2 separate regions of the Homo sapiens genome follow, and region 1 is linked to region 2. Evidence: read pairs that join two places in POLR2A ChIA-PET (ENCODE). Cell type or tissue: Panc1. All regions are shown on one strand. Each heading gives the region's core, and the rest is flanking DNA. Links, peaks and the distances in the headings are about the cores only.

Evidence for each region. ChIA-PET counts read pairs that join two places held together with the same protein. Peaks named below come from ENCODE experiments on the same cell type or tissue, not always from the same donor. Only the 100,000 strongest peaks of a DNase experiment are listed, where the experiment ranks them.
Region 1: POLR2A ChIA-PET joins it to region 2 with 5 read pairs; 2 of 35 experiments call an interaction of 5 or more read pairs at or near these places.

The regions. Positions count from the first base shown.
Region 1 is chr16:17,862,582-17,869,844 of GRCh38, forward strand. All of the region lies in intron 3 of LOC107984893 (a long non-coding RNA gene), which reads right to left. Among named protein-coding and RNA genes, the nearest start is that of XYLT1, 400 kb to the left of the region's middle. In Panc1, for the core only: no CTCF peak of the experiment used is centred there; no DNase peak of the experiment used is centred there.
Region 2 is chr16:17,800,348-17,807,610 of GRCh38, forward strand. No RefSeq gene overlaps it. Among named protein-coding and RNA genes, the nearest start is that of XYLT1, 330 kb to the left of the region's middle. In Panc1, for the core only: no CTCF peak of the experiment used is centred there; a DNase peak (open chromatin) is centred at 3,524.

The DNA of each region.
Region 1 (7,263 bases), core at 1,535-6,534, 62 kb after region 2:
CTTCTGCCATTATAAAATGTTACTTGCGGCAAAAGCAAGGGATTATTTTTCTTATATGCTGTGTAGTTCACCAAAATGGTGCTGATGGTATTTAAAAAACAAAAACAAAAAAACATGAAGGCAGGGCATGGTATCTTACGCCTGTAATCCCAGCACTTTGGGAGGCCATGGTGGGAGGACTGCTTGAGACCAGCCTGCATGATATAGCAACACTCTGTCTCTAGAAAAGAAAAACAAATTGATAGGGTTAATAAATAACAAAAATCCATATTCTAAAACAATAAAGAAACAGTTATGCAAAAGTATGATTTAAAAAGCTTTGACTAGAACTGAATTAACTCTGTAAATAATTAGAAGCAATACTGAAAGGTGATCATTTATGTCCACTTACCGTCAATTTTGCCTGGGTATTTCAAAATGAGCTAATAAAAAAATAGTAAAGCATGTTTTACACTGTAGTTCTTCTTTGTCGTTCTCTCCAAAACCTTAATCTTTATACATTGTAAGATCAAATATCTAAAACACTACATGTATATTATTTTTACAAAAATACATAGAAGTTTGATTCTATCTTAAATTGGATAATTCAGAATTAGATACCGTACCTACTATGCCATTTGATCTACATGTACCTTTTCCTAGAATGGTAGTTCTCAAACCCCTATTCGTGTTAGAATATCCAGTGAAGCTTTTTAAGTGTTTGCCCTACTCAATTCAATTAAATGTGAATCTCTAGGTATGAGATTCTAATGGCATTTCTTAAAGTTTCTCAGATGATTCCAATACACAACCCAGACAGAGAGCCACTGTCCTCAGAAATGTTTGGGAGTGCATGGCTGGGTGCAGTGACTCAGGCCAGGTGTGGCTGCTCACGCCTGTAATCCCAGCACTTTAAGAGGCCGAGGCAGGTGGATCACTTGAGGTCAGGAGTTTGAGACCAGCCTGGCCAACATGGTGAAACATCATCTCTACTAAAAATACAACAACAACAAAAAAAATTAGCGGGGCATGGTGGCAGGCACCTGTAATCCCAGCTACTCAGGAGGCTGAGGCAGGAGAATCGCTTGAACCCAGGAGGCGGAGGGTGCAATGAGCCCAGATCGTGCCATGGCACTCCAGCCTGGGTGACAGAGTGAGACTCCATCTCAAAAATAAATAAATAAATAATTAAATAAAAATAAAAATAAACATTTGGGAGTGCAAATCACCTGTCTGTCTTAAATAGCAAACTTCTCACTTTCCAAAACATACCTCAAACCACTGGATTCAGACAAGCAGAACATAGGCATAATAATGAGGACCAGGTTTGGGGAAAGGGCTGTGTAGTATAGATGGGTAAGCATCTCTGTGGAAGTAATTTGGGTCGTATCTATAGAAGTTAGATACCTCAGCCAGCACATCTTCTATTGCAAATTTGCAGAGCACACTTCCAATCAGCCAATGTTAATTTGGTTAATTTGGTTGGGGGTCAGAATACAGAGTACAGCCTTCCTATGGGGAAGCCTCATTAGTCATCATTAGGAGTATCCATTCTGCCTGGTTGTCTTAGAGTCTTTGCCTTTCTTATTACAAAGTATTAGATAGAACATGAGAGGATGCCAACAGCCCTGCAGATTGAACAAGCAAGATGTCTTAGAGGTGTGGATAGCACTTTACACTCTCCCAATATAAAACATTTAAATTAAATATTAAATCATTATTATTCAGTTGGTCAACAGTTATGATATGGTCACTATAAAGAAAAATAAGTACAGTCCAACCAGAGTAAAGGAAATGTATCCTCAGAACTCTGAATTTTCAGGTTTGGGAGGTATTGGGAGGTACTTTAGAAGTCAAGCAATCCAACTTCTACATTTTATGTATGGAAATTCTGAGGCCAAAAGAGGACTGCAACTGGGGTTTCTAATTCTCGACTGCCAATCTTTCTTCCTAATCCTGGAAGTCTGTTTTCTTGATCTTATCAGCAGTTGACTTTTTAAAGGCACTGCCTCCTCATCCCATAGAATGGATTACTATTATAGCATTGCAGGATGAACATGGTGGCAGGGGAGTACGTGGTTTCCATGGTTAAACTGGGGTATAACCAGGACAGGAACACTGGCCTCCTCCCTGCAAGTCTAGAATGACCACACGACTGTGGGCCCCAGACAAACCGACCATATTCTAATCTGAACCTCCAGCTCAGAAAGTGTTAAGTGTATCATCTTGGACAAGATAATTCACCTCCATGAATATCAGTTTTCTCATAAGTAAAACGGATGTAATTTTTTAAAAAAAATCTGTCTTGCAGGATAGTTGTATAGATACAGTGAGATCTTTAGAGGTCAGCAGACTTTTTCTGTAAAGGACCAGGTAGTAAATATTTTAGGCTCTGCAGGCTACATGAGGTCTCTGCTGCGTATTTTTTCTCTCTCTCTCTGTCTTACACACACACACTTTAAACATGTTTAAAAATAAAATAAACATTCTGAGCTTATGGACCATACAGAAGCAGGCATAGGTCACAGTTTTCCACAGCTGATCAAGACCACACGCTGCAAGCATGCAGCAACCAGGCATGTCTTTGTGTTGTTATTCAGCACCCAGCACCCACCACAGTATCAGATGCTTGGGTATTTACTCAACAAAACTCTGAATAAATAATATGTAAAGAGGCTGGGCGCGGTGGCTCATGCCTGTAATCCCAGTACTTTGGGAGGCCGAGACAGGTGGATCACCTAAGGTCAGAAGTTCAAGACCAGCCTGGCCAACATGGTGAAACCCTGTCTCTACTAAAAATACAAAAAAAAAAAAAAAATAGCTGGGTGTGGTGGCGGGCGCCTGTAATTCCCAGCTACTCAGGAGGCTGAGGCAGGAGAATCTCTTGAACCCGGGAGGCAGAGGTTCCAGTGAGCCGAGATCGTGCCACTGCACTCCAGCCTGGGTGACAAGAGTGAAATTCTGTCTCTAAATAAATAAATAAATAAATAAAATGTAAAGAGCCTGATCCAAAGTCTAAGATGGAAAAGGCACTGTGTGTTTATTTAGCATTGTTACTGCCCTTGTGGCTTATAAGCTCCAGAACTATGATTTAATATGAAAGACAGGATGAGTTCACTCATTAAAGTATTTGGAGGAAAAGGAGATGAGTAGAAGTGTTGCAGAGGAGGAGGCACTGGCCTGAGCTTGGAAGGATGGGTAAGTTTTTGGATAAATGGATAAATGAAGAAGGTACCAGTGTATTAAAAGGAAAATAAGGAGGTTATGCATCTGCCACTGTACCACGGTGTATATATGCTATCAGGACAAGGTTATGGCTTCACAAAGACCACCTCCTTATGTGATTTCTTGGAATGTGGAACTCAGTGGCTGCTGAAGTGAGATACAGGTAAATTCCCATAGGGAGAACTGACCTCTGATCATTTTGAGTTTCAATGAGAGTAGAATATCTCTGAGACAAATATAGACCTATTAACCAGTGAACATTAAAAGATACTGAAGGCCTCCCATGACTCACCTTGAAATAGAGAGGAAATGCGCCCAGCTATCTTGGTACAATGCCAATATCTCAACACTTACAGAAGCTGATTCTGCACACAAATTGTGCTTGAGCCTGGAAACTTCAGGGGACCCAGACACCTGAGCAGTATAGTCATATTCTGAGTTACTGACTTTGCATATGAATGTAAATTGAAGACCTTTAATTGAGAACCTGGACCTAGATGGCTGGGCAAAGTGGCTCACACCTGTAATTCCACTACTTTGGAAGGCCGTGGAAGGTGGATCACTTGAGCTTAGGAGTTCGACACTATCCTGGACAACATGGTGAAACTCCGTCTCTACACAAAATGCAAAAACTACCCAGGTGTGGTGGTACGTACCTGTAGTTCCATCTACTTGGGGGGCTGAGGTGGGAGGATTGTTTGAGCCTGGGAAGTGGAGGTTGCAGTGAGCTGAGATTGTGCCACTGCATTCCAGCCTGGGTGAGAGAGCAAGATCCTGTCTCAAAAAAATAAAAAATAAGAAAGAGAAACTGGGGCTAGGATAATAGCAATTGTGGTTGAGTATCGTTACGGATAAACACTTTCTCCTTCTTCCCTCTCCCGCTATATATTCCCTCCAACACACATGCTCAGAGGAGTTTTTGCCAGGCCAGCATTAAGGCTTAGGGTTGTGTTAATCTAATCACTAAAGGAAATGTGACTTAATTAATACCTCCAAGCTTGTGAATGGCAACATACCACTGTGTAAACATAATCACACTATTCCTTCCATCTTCATTAACAGATGAGAAAATAGTCTCAAAAGGTGAACCAGCTTGCTCAAGGTCACAAGCTAAGCAGGGGAGTAGGTCTTTCTGTCTTTTCACTAAACCCTGTGGCTTACCTAAAGAATGAATTATAAATGCCTAGCATCAGGTCATCTCTCAGAAATGGGTTTTGGAGGGCAGAAGACTTTCTCTGAGCAAGAATTTGAAAGACAGACAGGGGAGGCAGAAAGAGTGAAGATAAACATCAAAGTTGTTTTCCTTGGGTAGAGAAACACCAGATTCCATCAATCAAGTTAGCAGGGTTCTCTGGTCTTCTTTGAGTACTGGAGCTTGGATTATGATGACACCCAGCTGACTGTCAGGCCACTGTTGCAGTCAAAATTTACACAAAGATCGGGCCCAGGGTTGCAACGCAGGCTACACAAAGCTGCTGGTACGAGGAGTCAAGAAGAAACAGACATTGGCCAAGAAGACAAATCATGTGCCGCTTCCTCATTCGGAATAACTGGCCATGTCTAGTAAATGCAACCTCTAGATTCATCATGCCAGATGGGTTATTTCAAGTACAGATGCTAGTATTTGTTCTATTTCATTCAACTCTTTGAGATTGATCAATAAAAAGATGTATATGGTGCCTGTGTGTCTGGCATTAAAAGAGGAAAGAAATGACCTCAGTGAATAAGAACAGTACTTGGATTTCTTAGCGTGCCTAGGAAACCCCGAGTAAACTGGGCAGATTCAAGCATGTGATGAATTTCTGCTGTCTGATTTAATATTTAATATTTTAATATTTAATCCTAAAGTTGTGCATTCCACTTCTTTGGTTACAGAATATTAAGAAGTGAAGCTATTAAAAACACTAAGTGTTTTAGTTCAGGAAGAGAGCACAACCTTCCCTAAGTGACAGGTGATGCTGGGTGTCTTCGTTTATTTGTTTTTGAAAACGTGGGCTTTATTTCTTAAATATTTATTATTAATGCAACAATCAGGCTACCCAGGATTTATATAGAACCTTGTCTTCCAAGGAATACTCTGGTTGAATAACATCATCTGTCTTTATGAACTTCACCGTCAGGAAGAAGGCGAGACTAACTTTTGATTTCTTACAGATGGGAAAACAGAGACCCTGAGAGATCAAACAAGTTTTCCCAAGTTACAGAATAAATCTATTGAATTCCCTCACACTTAATGCTGCTCAAACCAGCTTGTGTTGTCTATGACAGGAAAATCTCTGCTACAGACTTTCAGAGAAATGTCCCTTCCACTTTTCATTTGATGACCACTCATAAACCTTGACTTACAAGAAGATATACGTGAAACGGAGACACAAACATTGCACTGCAAATGGCTCAAATATTCATTTGTGGAAGAAACACTTAAGTTCCTACTGTGTGCCTAGCTCTATCTAAGCACTAGAGCTGTGTTTTCACTTCTTATTGCTGCTGTAACAAATTACAACAAAGGTCAGAAGTCCTAAAATCAAGTTGTCAGCAGGGCTACCTTCCTTCTGCATGTCTTGGGCAGAATCCATATCCCTGCCTTTTCCAGGTTCTAATATATATATTATAATATATATTATATATATAGTATTATATATAGTATAATATATAGTATTATATATACTATATATAGTATAATATATAGTATTATATATACTATATATAGTATTATATATAGTATTATATATACTATATATAGTATAATATATAGTATTATATATACTATATATAGTATTATATATACTATATATAGTATAATATATAGTATTATATATACTATATATAGTATTATATATAGTATTATATATACTATATATAGTATTATATATAGTATAATATAATACTATATATAATATATAGTACATATTATATAACTATTATATAATATATATTATATATTTTATATATTATAACATATCATACATAATATATAATGTAATACACATATAATATATAACAATACATCACACGTAATATATAATGTAATACATTATATATGTATTACATTATATATATACCCCCAAAAAGTAAATTTTTAAAAAAATGTGCTTCCCTCAAAGCATTGATCAGAAGATTAAATGTATAATGTAATACATCCTATATTATATATGATATATATAATATATATGATATAATATATATCATGTATATGATTATATATTTTATATATATATATATAGTTGATTGATTAAGTTTTGAGACAGGGTCTTGAAATATTGCCCAGGCTGGAATACAGCATTGCTGTCAAGCCTCACTGCAGCCTCGACCTCCTCAGCTCAAGCCATCCTCCCACCTCAGCCTCCCTTGTAGCTGGGACCATAGGCATGCACTACTACATCCACCTAATTTTTCTTTCTTGGTAGAGACAGAGTATATCTAAGTTTCCCAGGCTGGTCTCGAACTCCTGGGCTCAAGCAATCCTCCCAGCTGAGCCTTCCAAAACACTGAGATCACAGGTCCCAGCCTTTCCAGCTTTTAGAGGCCATCTGCATTCTTTGACTCACGGAACCTTCCTCCATCTTTAAAGTGCATCGCTCCGACCTTTGTTTTCATCCTCTCATCTCCTTTTTCTGACTTTGACTCTCCTGCCTTCCTTTTATGAGGACCCTTGTGATTCTATCAGGCCCATCTGGATAATCCAGGATAATCTCCTCATCTCAAATCCTTAACCAAATCACATCTACAAAGTGGCTTTTGCCGTCAGGTAACATAGTCACAGGTTGAGTGGATTGGGATGTGAATATATCTGGGAGGAGAGACATTATTCAGCCTGGCACAGACTGTCAAGAGGTTTTCTAGCCCTTGCAGCAATCTTCATTTCGTGGGAAAGAGGTGCACAAACAATTGATGACAAACACCATGGTAAGTGACAAGCAGTGATGGGTAAAATGATGGGCCTCCATCCCAGGCTAATGGGGGTGAGGAAGACTTCCAGACAGAATGATGTCTAAAGCTAGTCTTCAAGGATGAATGAGGAATGCTCATGCAAGAGAGCAAGGTAGCATGTTGGAAGTT
Region 2 (7,263 bases), core at 1,282-6,281:
ATAACATAGCCCTCAGTTGCAGAGTAATGTATCCCACCCTGGTAAACCCCCTAGATGGAATCTCAGCTACCTTTCTCCTCTTCCATCATGAGGCATGGGTAAATAGTTTGATTCATTCTACCATACAAGATTTTAGTGTCACTTGGGAATAATAATGCAACCCCTTTCCCTCTCTACCCTTCTCTTTCTCTGCATCTCCGTATCTCTAACTTTGTGTTTCTCTTCCCTCCATTGTTATGCTACTATCACTTTGCTATGGAAGTCTCAATGTTGGTTGAAGCAGCTTGGGAGGTGTCTATTTCCCGAATCTCAACCTACATCCAAGGCTTGAGCCTCAGAAGAGATAGGAAGGACCCATGCACACCTCCCAGCATGAGAGCATCCTCTTTTCCTTATCTCAATCCATTCTGAGCCAGAAAAACACGTGATTTCCACTTTTTCCTATCCTGTGATGGTTTTGCCTATATTTTATCCTCCTGTTTTCTGAGGTAAATTTCTTTTCCTCTTGCTTTTCCTGGGGAAAATGGTACAATGGTTGCCTGGAAATGCAATGTTTGTGGTATAAGATAAAAACAAATAAATAATATTTTAAAATATTATTTCCATTACAAAATCATTTCTTAAATTGCTGAAAGAGATTTGCTTGACTGAGGTTGATACACTTTCTTCTCTGTGAGCCTTCCACCTATAAAACAACATGGTTAGACCTCACATTCATTAAAATCCTTTCCAGTTCTTGTGTCTTAGTCTCACTTAACAATGAGATGCTATAAGAGGCTCACAATGCTCTCCAGATAATTTTCCAAATGAGTCATTCTATTCCCAAACCAGTTAGAGTATATTTGTTTGGCATCTTACCAATAAAAAAAAAAAATTGAGCTTATCAATCTTTTGCCCAGCTAAACCCTACTATGAGTCCTGAGACTTAATCATTTACTACTAAGTAGCTACGGATACAGTTTATCCAACAAGACTAGAAACCACAGAATAACCCATGAAGAATCCAGTTAACACAGGAAGTGACTTTCAAGTCAGAAAAAGGAGGAGAAGCAAACCAAAATGGCAGCTGACAAGAGGAATTAAGTTCTCCTCTAACTGGCTAAAGCTTGAGACTGGTGGCTTCTCATAAGGTGAAATGGGAAAGCCCAGATTCCAGACATATCAACACAGAGGTCCTGGTATATCCTATTGTAACAAGGAATTAACTAAAATGGAGCAGGGAAACTTCCTGGCGGATTCCAAGATTCTGAAAGTGAAAAGGCTGAAACATGATATCTACACACAAAGTGCTCTAAGGAAAAGAATCCAGGGGCAGTGGTTGAAGGCTTGATGATTGATCTCCAAGTTGAAGTTGTCTCAGTTGCTCTAACATATGCACATAATCTCCCCCACTTTATACACAATCCATACATTGTCTAGGATTTTGTTTGTTTGTTTGTTTTTTGAGATGGAGTCTCACTCTGTTGCCCAGGCTGGAGTGCAGTGGCACCATCTTAACTCACTGCAACTTCCGCCTCCCATGTTCAAACGATTCTCCCCCCTCAGCCTCCCAAGTAGCTGGGATTACAGGCACTGGCCACCACGTCCGGCTAATTTTTGTATTTTTAGTGGAGACGGGGTTTCACCATATTGGCAAGGCTGGTAGGATTTTTTTAAACAAAAAAAAATTGTAGTAATTATGAATGGCACATTTTAGCTATTCTAAGTAGGGATGAGAAAGTGAACTCTGCCATTCAGAAAAATAGAATAAAAACATCTTTCTGGGAGGATGTATTGTTGAATTGTTATGTTCCATTCTTTTTGCCTATCAGGAAATATTTATTATGGCTGCTGTATGTAGTGTGCCAGGCACAATGGGATACTGTATTATGCAGCACAGGTTCAGTCCCTAACCTTGCTGCTAAAAATCAAGTAGAAGAGGTGAGAAAATAAACCAAACATTCCACTAACTGTACTAAGTGCTAACATAGGCGATGTAGATAGGTGTCTGGATTCGGATTTCTATGGAAGCTCTAACTTATCCAGTGGTGAGGAAGGTGAGAAGTCAAGAAAGTTTCCAAGAGGAAATAAATTTCAATGGACAGAACTAGTAATCCCAATTGGCCTCCATAAAGACACTTTCCAGCAAAAGGAGATAATAGCCTCCCACATTTGGATTCCCAGATTTCAGCCCCAATGGCACTTGAGTTGTCAGACTCAAAGAAGTAAGACATAGTGTGTTTTCCTCAACCTCTCTCCACCTCCTACTTGAGCCCATTCCTAATCTATCGGTCTCTACTTATAAATATCTACTAAACTTCCAGCAGCTCTGCATGGCTGCCTTTAATGTTGACACAGAGAACAAGAGGGTGATGTTTCTTGGAGCTTCCCAAACTACAAAAAACCTGCTAACACTTGAAAACCACAACCCTGACAAACACATCATAGTCTGGGAGTTCCAGCACTGAGCCAATTTTATGCATGCATTTATTTGTTTGTCTAAAGGGAAGGACTTTCTTCAACCACTAAAAGAGTTCCTCAAAATTCCCTAGTTCCCAATGCAGGCAGACATGAATAATGTATTTAAGGCTGCTTTTTTTTTCATTCCTTGTCTTCCAGCAGCCCTCAGGGGCTGCCATATTGAGTTTCAGCACTCACAATCCTGGTCGCAAGGAAGAACATGCCTAGAATCATGCATTGAGTGGCCAAACGCACCCCAGGGCCTCCAGTTTTATCCCCTTAACAAGGGACTTGAAGAGTCTGCTGAACAACCAGCTGACGCTAACTGACCTCACAGGAGGCTCATAACAGGAATGTTATCTGTCAGGAACTGGTTTTCTTAAAACTGATTTTACCTAGCAAGCAAAGAATCACTCATTTTTAAAAAAAGGGAACATCCTGAGGTTGTAAGAAAGACAGTTATGGCTTCAGATTCAGCTCTTGGATTTGCTTGCTATGTGATATTGGGTAAGTCACTTAACCTTTCCGAGCCTCAGTTTACTCATCTGTTCAATGGGAAACATTGCTTTCTTGTAAGCGTATTATTTTAAAAATAAGTCTTATATTTGCCAAAACAATGTGTACACATTGCTTTATTAAAAAATCAAAGAGTGTTGAAAGTCTTAATAAAAGTCTTTTAATAAAAAAAAAAAATTCAACTCTCATCACCCCTGAATCTTACTCCCTGGGGTAGCTGCTCCCAACTCCTCTGGCTGATTATTTTAATATTCTACAGATTTAAATACTGCAGATTTCTCCATTCTTAGATCCCTCCACCACCTTTTTTTTTTTTTTTTTTTTTTTTTTTTTTTTTTTTTTTAGGTTGCTTGTTTGGGTCTCTCTCTTCTGCATTGGAAATCCTCCCCATGGTCTGGTCAGCTTGAAGATCAGGACTCTAAGAAGCCATTTGTGAGTTCCATGCACATGGGGTCTGGACTGTTGACTGATGAAATTCCTTGTAGGATGATGAGGCAGTGAGTCAGCCTATTCATTGGGAGCTACCATATTTCAGGATCTTGACGTCTTTTCTCAGGGATATGTCAGTTTCTCCAGATAAAAATCCTCTAAACATTTGGATGAGAAGAGAGAAGGGCTGAAAGGCTCAAGTCTTGACTCATTTCTCTTCCCACTGTCTACTGTCTCTGTTGACCCCTTAAGTCCTGAGTCTTTTTGGTTTATTACCCACAGAAATCCCATTTCTGTGTGGTGGGGGTGAGAGGAGAGAAGGGAGGTAGTTGTCTGACTGTGTCAGGGGAGGGATAGGCCCCTGGGAGCCACGAGCTCTGCACACGTTGCTAGATCCCACCTGCTCTCATCTTGCGTATACCTGGGTGCCTTAACATGCCTGGAATCTAACTCTTTATTCTGTGACGTCACTTGTCACTACTTCTCTCCTTTCCACTTTCCTCTCTCCCCTTCTTGCTTTATTCCTTTCTTTCTTCCCTTCTCCCTCACTTCCTTCCCTTGCTCCTTTCTTCCTTTCTTCCTGCTACCTTTTCAATGGAGGGAAATGAGATAAACTCAACATGACTCTCAGCTTTTCACCCCTTACTTTATAAACAGAAGTTCTGTTGGAAGGCCTAATTGAGAGGAAGGATGAGGAATCTCTTGCTGAACATCTGGCATAATATTTATATGCTCAGTTACACTTATTTCTGCATCATGCCTCTCAGCATCACCTTGGACATTCCCTGACATGCCCAAAGGAAAGAACGTGTGGCCTGAGACATAAGATTTTTAGGAAATTCCTAGAGCTCAGGGTGCATCCTCCAAGAGAGGGTGGGAGGGAGGGAGGGCTCTGAAATGCCCTCTTTCTCCAGGTCAGTCAATTAATTCAATTAATCCTCAAGACAACTTCATTAGGCAGTTGCTATGATGATCATTTCCATTTTATGCCCTTGGTCTTCATATCTATGCACTGTATTACCATGGCCTAGGACAGTCACTCATTTGGGGAAGAAAAAGGTGAGAAATAGCCCTTGACCTTCTGCCTGTCAACAGAGTTTAAAAAATACAACCATCTTTCCCTGTGGAAGCCTTCCCACCAGAACCTACACATACATAGAATTATCCTAGCGTGATCTCAGACACAGACACACACACACGCCTGCGTGCTCCAGAAAGTGGTAACTAATAAGTGAAACCAAGGTTCCGAGGTCTCCTGGTGCCTGAGCTCCCCTGCAGGGCTCCCAATCAATACAAGGTTTGCTGTCTGCAACTTGGCTGATTTACTAAGATTACAAATGAAAACCAGCCCCCAGAGGGTGCAGCGTTGCTGTAGCACAGAAGGAAAGCGTAATTCTTGCTTACACTCGGCTTTGTGATCGGTTTCTCCCCTGGTAGCTAGTCTTGTAACTTCTTTTTAGAGATGTCAATCTTATAAAAAACACACACACACAGCCCCAGACTTCTGCAGATCAAGACTTTCTCATCTCACTGGGGTGTTCTCTCCCCGCTAACCACAGGATACTCTGTTTCTCTGTGGCTGTTTCAAATGGAACAGCTCTTTTGGTAGTTTAAAAAATGTATATTGAATAGTGATAATAATAACTATCATTATTATTGTGCTTATTGTTATCATTTCTAGTTCCTGTGTCTAATTCTGTGTCAGATGTTGTGCAAGACACCATGTAGCCAATATCTCTACACCTTCCCCAACCCACACAGTTTATGTATAAGTATCATTTCCTGACAAATAAGGAAACTGGGGCTCAGAGATGGTAAACAACATCCTCAAGGTCACACAGCCAGTTAAGAGGGATTCAAACCCAGTTACCCTATTGACTGTGGTAGCTCTAGAACCTTCATTCCTAACACTAAGAAAGGATTTCAAATACAGGGTGACTGCCTTAAAAACCAGGCTGTCGGCCGGTTGCGGTGGCTCATACCTGCAATCTCATCACTTTGGGAGGCCGAGGCAGGCAGATCACGAGGTCAGGAGTTGGAGACCATCCTGACCAACATGGTGAAACCCTGTCTCTACTAAAAATACAAAAATTAGCTGGGCGTGGTGGCGGGTGCCTGTAATCCCAACTACTCCAGAGACTGAGGCAGGAGAATTGCTTGAACCTGGGAAGTGGAGGCTGCGGTGAACCGAGATGAGGCCATCACACTCCAGCCTGGGCAACAACTCTATCTCAAAAAAAAAAAAAAACCACAAACACACACACACACACACACACACACAAAAAAACAAACAAACAAAAAAAAAAAACCAGGCTGTCTTTCTGGGTTCTGTTGATGAATCTGCCTCAGAGACAATACCTGGATTCCAACATATTCCTCGGTTTCTGGATCCATCATCTTCATAGCTAAAAGAAAAAAAAAAGCCAACTGCCTTCCTCCTGGGAAATTTACATCTCTTAAAAGGGTAACAAATATCTCACATTTTCCATCTATAATATGAGCCATTGTCAGAGTTCTCCTTCCATGGGTCCACTTTATGCTCCAATGACCTCATAGCTCCCCAGATGTACAATGTAGGGGGCAAGAAAGCCTGGCTCTCTCCTTAAACTAAGGTTCGTTAGAAGATCCAAAAATAAAACTTTTAGGCCAGCTCAGGAGGTGAGGACTAGGCTATCTTGTCCCCCGCCCCACTAGAGGGAACACACTGGTGATCTACTTTGAAAATCAGGCAACTGGCTCCTGTAAGTGGCAGGTTTTGTAAGACATGCCTCAGCAAATCCATCTAATTCATCTGAGAATGCTCTTAGCTTCAAGTAATGGAATGGCCAACAAATACGTCCCTCCTTCCTCATAACCAGAAGGCTGCTGACCTTAGTTCAGTGGTCTAATGGCCTGAGGCCAGCATCTCTGTGATTCTCATGGCTTTCTCCTCATGGTCTGCTCTCGTTCCAGGCATCATGTCCAGAACCTGGGTAACATAAAACAGGAAATACATATGTGTGTGCCTGTGTGGATGTGTGTGATAATATATAGAGTGATGAATTCAGGGAGTATACCAGATATAGCTGTCCTTTTTTGTTTAACCAAGAAACCAAAAACTTCTGGAAACCTCTCCCAGCAAACTGTTATCATATTCTTGGCCATATCTATGTCATATAACTACTCTTAGCTCCCAAGAAATCTGGGAAATCAGGAGTTATAGTTAGGTACATTTCTACCCTGAATAAAATGGGATTTTTTTAATAAAAAAGAAGAGTAAATCAATGTCAGGTAAACATCCTCTGAATGATCAGTGCAAATCTGTTTGGGCACCCTGAATTCCAGTTGTCTCCAAGCATCTCAGGTGCTCCATAAGGACTTCTTCCTATCAGGATAAACCCCCAATTTTCCCTCAGGAGTTCTCAAATATCAATAATGGTGAAGGATAGCTGAGGTACGCATGAATTATTCATCAAGGTTTTTACTCTTTGATTTTTCTATAGGAGTTGATATACAATGTATCTTTGTTAATAACTAGAATCTGATTTGTGCATCTGATGGTTTAAATATTCTGCCTTAGGACATACCAATCACCCAGCATGTAAATGGAGTTCAGCCATATCCTAGTGGGATTAGAGGTAGAGAAACAGCCACATCTCAAGGAGCCCCTCACATACATGTTGATTCTAATTCAGTGTCTGCCTTTCACTCTTTGTCCGCCTGGACCCGTGTAACAGGTCTGCTGGAAATCCTTCATCCCAAATACTCAGCCAGTGTTGAACCCAGAACTCTTGCTAAAGTAAACAAGGAAAATATGGAAGGGGATTTTTTAAATAATCTTGGCATCCAACAGGCTGGGGTTGGAATCTTGGCTCTGTTGCTTAATTACTTTTTGACACT